Regions from separate parts of the Mus musculus genome. Here region 2 is linked to region 1. The links are chromatin loops, found by intact Hi-C in ENCODE. Cell type or tissue: left cerebral cortex. All regions are shown on one strand.

Region 1 (4,000 bases):
ACAATATGAGAAAGGGGGCTATGTGTTATCACAACAGTACCCTGGATAGTTAACTTCTGAACTTTCCTCCGTTAAATCTTTACTTTTATGTGATCTAATTGTAGTGGTTTGAATAGAAATGGCCCCCATAGACTCATACATTTGAATGTTTGGCCCATAGGCAGTGAAGGCATTAGGAGGTGTGGCTTTGTTGGAGTAGGTGTGCCTTTGTTGGAGGAAGTGTTTCATTGTAAAAGTGGTCTTTGAAGTCTCATATGCTCAAGCTAGCCCCAGTAGTCTCCTGCTGCCTGTGGATCAAAATGTAGAACTCTCAGCTCTTTCTCCTGCACCATATCTGCCTGCACATCACCACCATGCTTCTTGCCTTGATGCTAATGGACTGACCCTCTGAAACTGTAAGCCAGCCCCAGCTAAGTGTTTTCCTTTATAAGAGTTGCGATGGTCACGGTGTTTCTTCACAGCCATGGAAACCCTAAGACATTAACCTTGAGCATATATTTTAAGTTTTATTTCAAAATAGCTACAAGCAAGCAAGCAAGGTATAGGGTCCATGCCTTCATTGTCAGCACTTGGGAAACAAGCAAGACGATTGCCATGAGTTAGAGGTCAGTCTGGGTTCCAGAGTCAAAACAAAGACAAAAAGAGAAACAATTTGCTACATACGATCTAAGGCAAGTCCATTCAAGGATTTACTAAATAAAGTTTGAGACACTTAGAGAGAGAAAGTAAGAGACCAATGATGCACAATGGATAGGGACTAGGCATAAAATCAGTTACACCTCAAAAGCAGCTAAACTTTTGACTGACATACAACTGAGAGAGAAGTTCTTTCTCATCATAATAATTTTTCACGTATTCATTGTAATAAAATTTGTCAGGAACGCTCATTCAGATCTGGTGAGCTGGTCCATTGGGTAGATGACTCTGCACCAAAACTGCTGACCTGACTTTCCATATTGGAACCTAAAGGTGGGAAGAGGGAACCGACTAACTTTGGCAAGTTGTCCTCTGAGGGCCATGTGCACACCATGACATATGCAACTTGTTGATTCTTTCCTCAAAGATGATGGTGGATTTTGTCATAGACAAATTACATCCTAGCTGGATGTGGTGACAGAGACCTATGTATCATCTGGGCATTTAGGAACGTGAGACAGAAGGATCCTGAGTCTGAGGCCAGGCTGCACTACATATTAAGACCTTACTAAAAAAAACGAAAGAAAGAAATATAAGCTAAGTTCTGCTTTAAGATAATTTCATAAATTTTAGATTAGGGTGTGGGAAGGGGTGGAAGAGTATTTCATTCTGTAGCCCAGGCTAGACTGGAACTCACTAGGTAGCCCTCAGAAGTCTGGCACTTGTGGCAAGCCTCTGGCTTCAGCCTCCCAATTGCCAGAAGTACAGGTGACACACCAAACCAAATAAGTTTTAAAAATTCAAAATGGCCAGCATTTGTGTAAGCTGAAGGAATTGTGTAGTTAACTCACAAACATGCTTGAATAGAGGATTATTTTAGTTAATTAACTTCTCTTTGTATATATGTGTATGTGTGTGTGTGTGTGTGTGTGTGTGTGTGTGTAGATGGTTTATTTCTGAAGGATTAAATTGTTGTTTACCAACTAGAGAGGACATCTGAAGGGAAACTGTAAAATATCCTTCAGAATTTTCAAAATTTAATAATTCATGGTTTGCTGAAGGTCAAGGAAAAACACTGGGTGACTCTTTACGATTTTTTTTTTTAAGCTCTGTGTCCAAAACAATCATTTTTGTTACAAAGATTTCTGAATAAGGACAGAGATGGAGATGATTTCCTTGCAAACAGCATCTTAGCAGTTTATACTTCAGATCAAGGAGGCTGTACCTTCCGCAGCCTGGTGGGCATCCTAGGCCCTGGCCGCCTGGGGCATGCACACTGTTGCTACTGTCCCCTGCAGAGAAGAGCCGCCCGAACGAAGCTCGTGGAACTGAGAGGTCCCTGTGCTTGCTACCCACTTAAATGGACACACACGGACTGTAGCTCGATTCAGATTGCAGCAAGATCCCTCAGGCCAGCTCAGCATGGCTCACTCCTAACTGCATCGTTTCCCTCCCCCCCCCCCCCCCCCCGTATCCCCCACTTCATTCTTTACTCCCCACCCGCCCTCTTTCTCTCCTCCACCCCCACTCCCGCTCCCCCACCCCGCCTTCCCTGGGCTTGCATTTACCGCTCCTCCTCTCTCTTTTCAGTCTCTTTCCAGAGAAGCTGGGTTAAAACAAATGGTTCGTTCATTCATTCTTTTACTTATTTATCTATCTATCGATTTGATGGTTTGAGGAAGTCTCACGTGTAGCCAAGAATACGGATGAATTCCTGATCTTCCTGCCTCCACCTCTGAGTACTAGGATTGCAGGTGTGTGCATCACAGCCACTCTGCCCCCCCCCCTTTTTTTTAACTTAGCAATAAAATTATAGGCTATTGATAATTTCAGTTTAGTTTTTCCTATCATATTTTGGCGGTCCGTTTTCCGTTCTCAAATGTTGTGAATTCAAACTACTGTGTTTGAGAGTTTGCATATTTCACCCGTTTCCTCGAGAGAAATAAAATTTTTATTTATTTTTTAATTTTTATTAAATTTAGTACTTTGGGGAAGGGGAATAATATTGGCTTACAGACAGTTCCAATAGGCTCCTCCCAACAGCTACCCAGCAACAGCTTTCGTCATCACCAGGTGGCCAGCCAGGTTAAAAGCCAGGTGTGGCAGCACATAAGAAGACTACTCACTGGGCACTGCCGGTCCCCCCCCCCCCCCCAGGAGAAGGAGACCGGGGACTAGAAAAGGATTGTGGGAGGGGGTACCGAGAGGGGGGCAGTGAGCGGGATGTAAAGTGAATTAAAAAAAAAAAAAAAAAAAAAAAAAGACTGCTCACTACCCCAGCCCCCTCCCTCCTCTTCTTCGAATCTCTGTTTCTATGTGTTGCTAGTTGGTCTCTCTTTCTCTCTTCCTGTTTTTGTCTCCCCTCTCCCTCCCCCATTCTCTGCCTCTAGCCCTTTTCCAGGTCCCTGCTGGATCTTCCCCCACAATAGATCTTTTTTATATTAGGTCTGTCACATGGCATGGTTTCTCAGGGGAACATCTTGGCAGGGGCCTGCCAGGTAGTCCTGTACTCCCACCACATTATATCACAATATTTCATAACAAATAACATCTAATAATTTTTCTTTAATATGTGGGTGATCTCAGATGTTCCACAGTACTAACATGAAAAATACAATCAGAAATATTGAAAACAAGCCCTAGTACCCACATAATGGAATGCTAATACTTAGGTACAAATAGAATGCTATTTTAATGACAGAGTGGTGATCAAGATACACGATGAAGTGAAGAAACAAAACCATAACAATGCCTGTAGTGTCTTACTCTTGTCATAAAAGAATGAGACAAAAACTCCGAGGTAGTAGCTCATGCATGCAACCCCAGCACTGGGACAGCTGAGGCAGGAGGATTGTCATAAGATTGGCGACAGCCTGCATAAATAGTTAGACCTTGGGTGTGTGTGTGGGGTGACATAAAGTAGCTGGTGGTGCAATTTTGTAACACACAAGATGGCTGAGGCAGGAGGATTTCCAGCTTAAGGCCAACTTGAATTACATATTCAGACTCCCTTCCTTCCTTCCTTCCTTCCTTCCTTCCTTCCTTCCTTCCTTCCTTCCTTCCTTCCTTCCTTCTTTCTTTCTTTTGCTTCTTTGTTTCTTTCTTTAAAAAATTATGTATTTATTTTATGCATATGAGTACAATGTAGCTGTACAGATGGTTGTAAGCCTTCATGTGGTTGTTGGGAATTGAATTTTAGGACTTGTGCTCGCTCTGGTTAGCCCCACTTCTTCTGGTCAACTCTGCCTGCTCAGTCCCTGTTCACTCTGGCCCAAAGATTTATTTATTATTATACACAAGTACACTGTAGCTGTCTTCAGATGAGCTAGAAAAGGGCGTCAAACCAGGCGTGGTGGTGCACACC
Region 2 (4,000 bases), 55 kb before region 1:
TGGGTCTAATAACGGATGAACACTCTGTGTGGCCAACACTTTCCTGGCATTGCCAGCTCCTGGGATATGTAGAACTGTACCTGGATTGTAGTTAGGCAGTTTGGAGACTCCAGGCCAGGTATCCTCTGTAGGGACTCCCAGAACCTACACAGAGCCAGAGAAAGAGAAAGGTAAGAAGAAGCCAGCTGGATGGAGCAGGCACAGAGACACAGAATCCAGAGTAGGAAGGAATAAAGAATTTACTGATGCCACAGGGATCCAGCTGACATACAGGAGACATTTTTTTTTTTTTTTAGTACTAACATTTTTTCAGTTTATTGTGCAAAGCATTATATCCCCACAGTCCCGAGCCTGTGCTTCTACCAACTCAATCTGCACGACTGCCAAGTGATTAGGGTATGAAGCATGAGGAGCGACTGGTTGCTGTCTCTTGTTCCAGTCCTAGAAGCTTATGGGCAGGAAATGCCGCTGGTCTGAGTTATGGCTCAGCCCGGGCATCCAGCCGTTCCTGGATGTGCTCAAAGATAAAAGGATACAGATTACTGACTTTTAGGCAGCAGAACACTGGCTGAACATGATCCCGCTTCCATCTCTGCTTTTTCTGCTAAATTCATCTCATTTTCTTATTTTCTCCATATCCAGCAGCTTAGACTATAATTTGGTTTCCCACTGGCAGATTGTAATGGCAACATCATGTGAAATAGAACTGGTTTATGCTTTTATAGAACTGTGTGTACATGTGTATGTCACGACACTTGTATGGAAGGCAAAGGGCAATTCTGTGGAGTTGGCTTTCTCCTTTCATTTTTACGTGGCTTCCAGGGATCGAACTCAGGTCTCCAGGCCTGTGCAGCAAGCCTTTTCTCACCAAGGCATCTTGCTGGACCTGACCTATGCTTCAGATGTCCCAACTTAAGTTCTCGTTTTTAATGAAGATGTACTAGGAAAATAAAAGTTCCTCTGGAGTGTGAAGCTAAATGGAGTTTGGATGGAAGTATTACCGTGGTGCTCTGCAGACACCATCTTCCCACTCTTTGAGGGTGAGTGGGTGAGTACAAATCCCAGTTATTGGGGGGTGGGATGAGTAGCATGGCTTTTGTGACACGTCCTTGTAGTTTGTTTTTACATCACTACAGTGTAGCTCTTCTCTGGATATTATTTTTCTGTAAAACACTGAATAGAGACACTGGTTGAGCTTTTATAGCAGGAAGCTAATTGTCTGGCTGAGTATAACTAATTTAACTAATTAAACCCACTGGTGTGGTGACTAGGTCCCTGGTGGAGAGGTGTGCTTGTGGGGTCTATTGCGCTTGCCTTTGCACAATAGACACTGAAGCACTATTTTCCCTCCCATAATATGTTTTGAAATGTCATGCCAGGAAGTAAATGCTCTGAGCTTTGATCCATTCTCTAAACAAACTGAAAGAGTGAGTGAGAGGGCTCTGAGCTGTTCCTGTGAACCATCCCAAGCCTGAGGGGACACTGAGAACCTGGATTCCAGTTTGAAGGACCAACTAGCCTAATTCTTCTGTGGGGGAAGCCCAGAGGAGGCGAAGCTGATTCTTTCTCAGCCGGGCATCCGCTGCTTTTGTCCAGATGCCGTGTAAACAAGTGGGCGTAACTCATGGGTACCCATTCATCTTCTGTTGGTTGGCAAAGTTCAGCGGAAAGAAGGCAAAGCCGGGGAGGAGGAACCAACACAGGACTGAATGACAAACACATCCATAGTTTCTTGAAGGTGAAAGTTCCCAGACTTCTTGGTTACTTTGTACTATGCTTAACTGAGGCCGGATGGATACCAAGTTTTCTGGAAAAATTTTATTCTAAAAAGCTTATTAAATTGAGATGTTAGAAGTTTAAACTAAGAATTTCAATTATTCATTTGGCAGAAACTCATTTAGTAAGATACAACTTCAGAAACTTTATAATCTGCTTCTTTTTTTTTAAACTTATTTCACAGGCAAGGAAAGCAAAATTAGATGAGTAGGACCACAGAGAACCAAAGGCACCTAGAAAAAGAAATAATGGGATGGAGAAACAATCTGTGAATGATAGAAAATGCTATATATCTGATTGGGATTGATATCTAACATGCACAAGGAACTCAGAGAACTCAGTACCAAGTGAACGAACGAATCTACTAATTTAAAAAACGGATAAAGAACTCCAGTAGGCATTTCCCAAAGGAAGAATACAAATGGCCAAAGGTGTGAAAAAATGTTCAACATCACTAATTACCAGAGAAATGCCAGTTGGGACAATAACTGTAGTTAGGACCATGGGAATATTACTGTGTGACTGTTGGACCGAGGATGTGACTCAGCTAATGGAGTAGTAGAGTCCTTGCCTAGAGTACATGAGAGACCCAGGGTTCAATCTCCAACAAATGCGTAAACCAGGTATGGTGGCACACACCTGTAGTCCGGCATTTGGGAGGATCAGGAGTCCAAGGCTGGGCTATATGATATCTACTGCAACACCCTGCCTCCCCTCCCCCACAGGACAAAAGAATGGTGTTGGTTAAGATGTGGTGGAATTTGGTGAGGATTTGAATTAGCCCAACCATGATGAAAAGTGGCAGACTTCTCAAAAAAGCTGCTCTCTGATCTGCCCTGTAGCATATGTATTGGGGGGAAATAAATTAGCATGTCAGAGAGATGGCTCCTGTTTATTGCAGCAGGAGTGTAGCACATACGCACCATGGGATACCTCAAAAGTATCTCTGAGAAAAAAAAAAGATACATGTGTTAAAGTGATGCATATGCTAATTGGCATGGTTTAGCCATTCTATAATAAATACATATTATGAACCATCACAGTGGGGCTAAGGAGTGGGTGGCATGGTGGTAGAGAGTTTGCCTAGCGTTCGGGGAGCCCTGAGGATCTGATGGTCTGGGTTCAATCCCTGGGACCAACACTGAGGAAGCCAAGAATTGATTCCTGCAAGTTTTCCTCTGATGTCAGCATGCAGGCTGTGCCACCTCTGATGTCCACTGATGTCTGCATGAATGCACATGTACACATACACACACATGTACACATACACACATGTGCACATATACACACATGCGCACATACACACAGCACATGCACGCACATGCACACACAGCAAATAAATAAATCTAATAATTTAAAAAATAAAACACTTGAATTCAAAATTCTATAGTCCTCTCACATCCATTCTGTCCTCATATACCCTCCAAAGACTTCTTTCCTGCCCCAATACATAGCAATTACAACCATGTTTTGCACAAGGAAACCAAACTGAAATACAACTATTGATGTTGTTTAGCATTTACCATTGGTTACAGACTGCTCTAAGGAAAAACAAAACAAACAAACGAACAACAAAATACACCGTCCAAACCTCAAGTGTTTGAGATGTGTTGTTATAAAGCAACAAAATCTGGGCACGGAGATGGCTCAGCAGGTAAAGCAGCTTGTCGCCAGACTGGATGCCTGGGAACCAGCATGGTAGGAGGAGAAAACGGACTACCTCAAGCTACCTTGTAATCTTCATGGTAGGGCTCCCTCCCCTACCCCAAAATACATGGGGGGAAAAAAAAAACAACAAAGTCATCTAATCTGATCATTTTGTCCACTTTCCCTCAGAATACAGAACTAGAGATGCAACTGGAGTTCTGCCTGAGTAAAATGAATCTGGCCATAATACATAGCTAAACACTAGAGAGCTATCTTCCTGGGACAGGGGGAAGTCCACGGTGAGCCGTGCAGCTATTCAGACTCCAGAAATAACTAACTAAAAGGGAAAAGCCGATGAATAGAGGAGAATATTATGATTTAAAAGTACAGGAACACTGGGCAGTGGTGGTGTACACCTTTAATCCCAACACTTGGGAGGCAGAGGCAGGTGGATTTCTGAGTTCAAGGCCAGCCTGGTCTACAGAGTGAGTTCCAGGACAGCCAGGGCTACACAGAGAAACCCTGTCCCAAAAAACCAAAAATCAAACCAAACCGAAGCAAAAAAAAAAAACCAACC

Evidence for each region. A loop is a pair of places that touch in the nucleus more often than their neighbours do. Peaks named below come from ENCODE experiments on the same cell type or tissue, not always from the same donor. Only the 100,000 strongest peaks of a DNase experiment are listed, where the experiment ranks them.
Region 2: it touches region 1 in a loop (2.0-fold over the local background); 1 of 42 quality-filtered maps calls a loop at or near these places.

What each region holds. Positions count from the first base shown.
Region 1 is chr1:59,251,670-59,255,669 of GRCm38, reverse strand. No RefSeq gene overlaps it. Among named protein-coding and RNA genes, the nearest start is that of Cdk15, 3.2 kb to the left of the region's middle. In left cerebral cortex, no CTCF peak of the experiment used is centred here; a DNase peak (open chromatin) is centred at 2,003.
Region 2 is chr1:59,306,940-59,310,939 of GRCm38, reverse strand. It overlaps Cdk15 (cyclin-dependent kinase 15), which reads right to left. Exons shown (of 14, transcript NM_001033373.3): 10 at 81-144. Among named protein-coding and RNA genes, the nearest start is that of Cdk15, 52 kb to the right of the region's middle. In left cerebral cortex, no CTCF peak of the experiment used is centred here; a DNase peak (open chromatin) is centred at 1,589.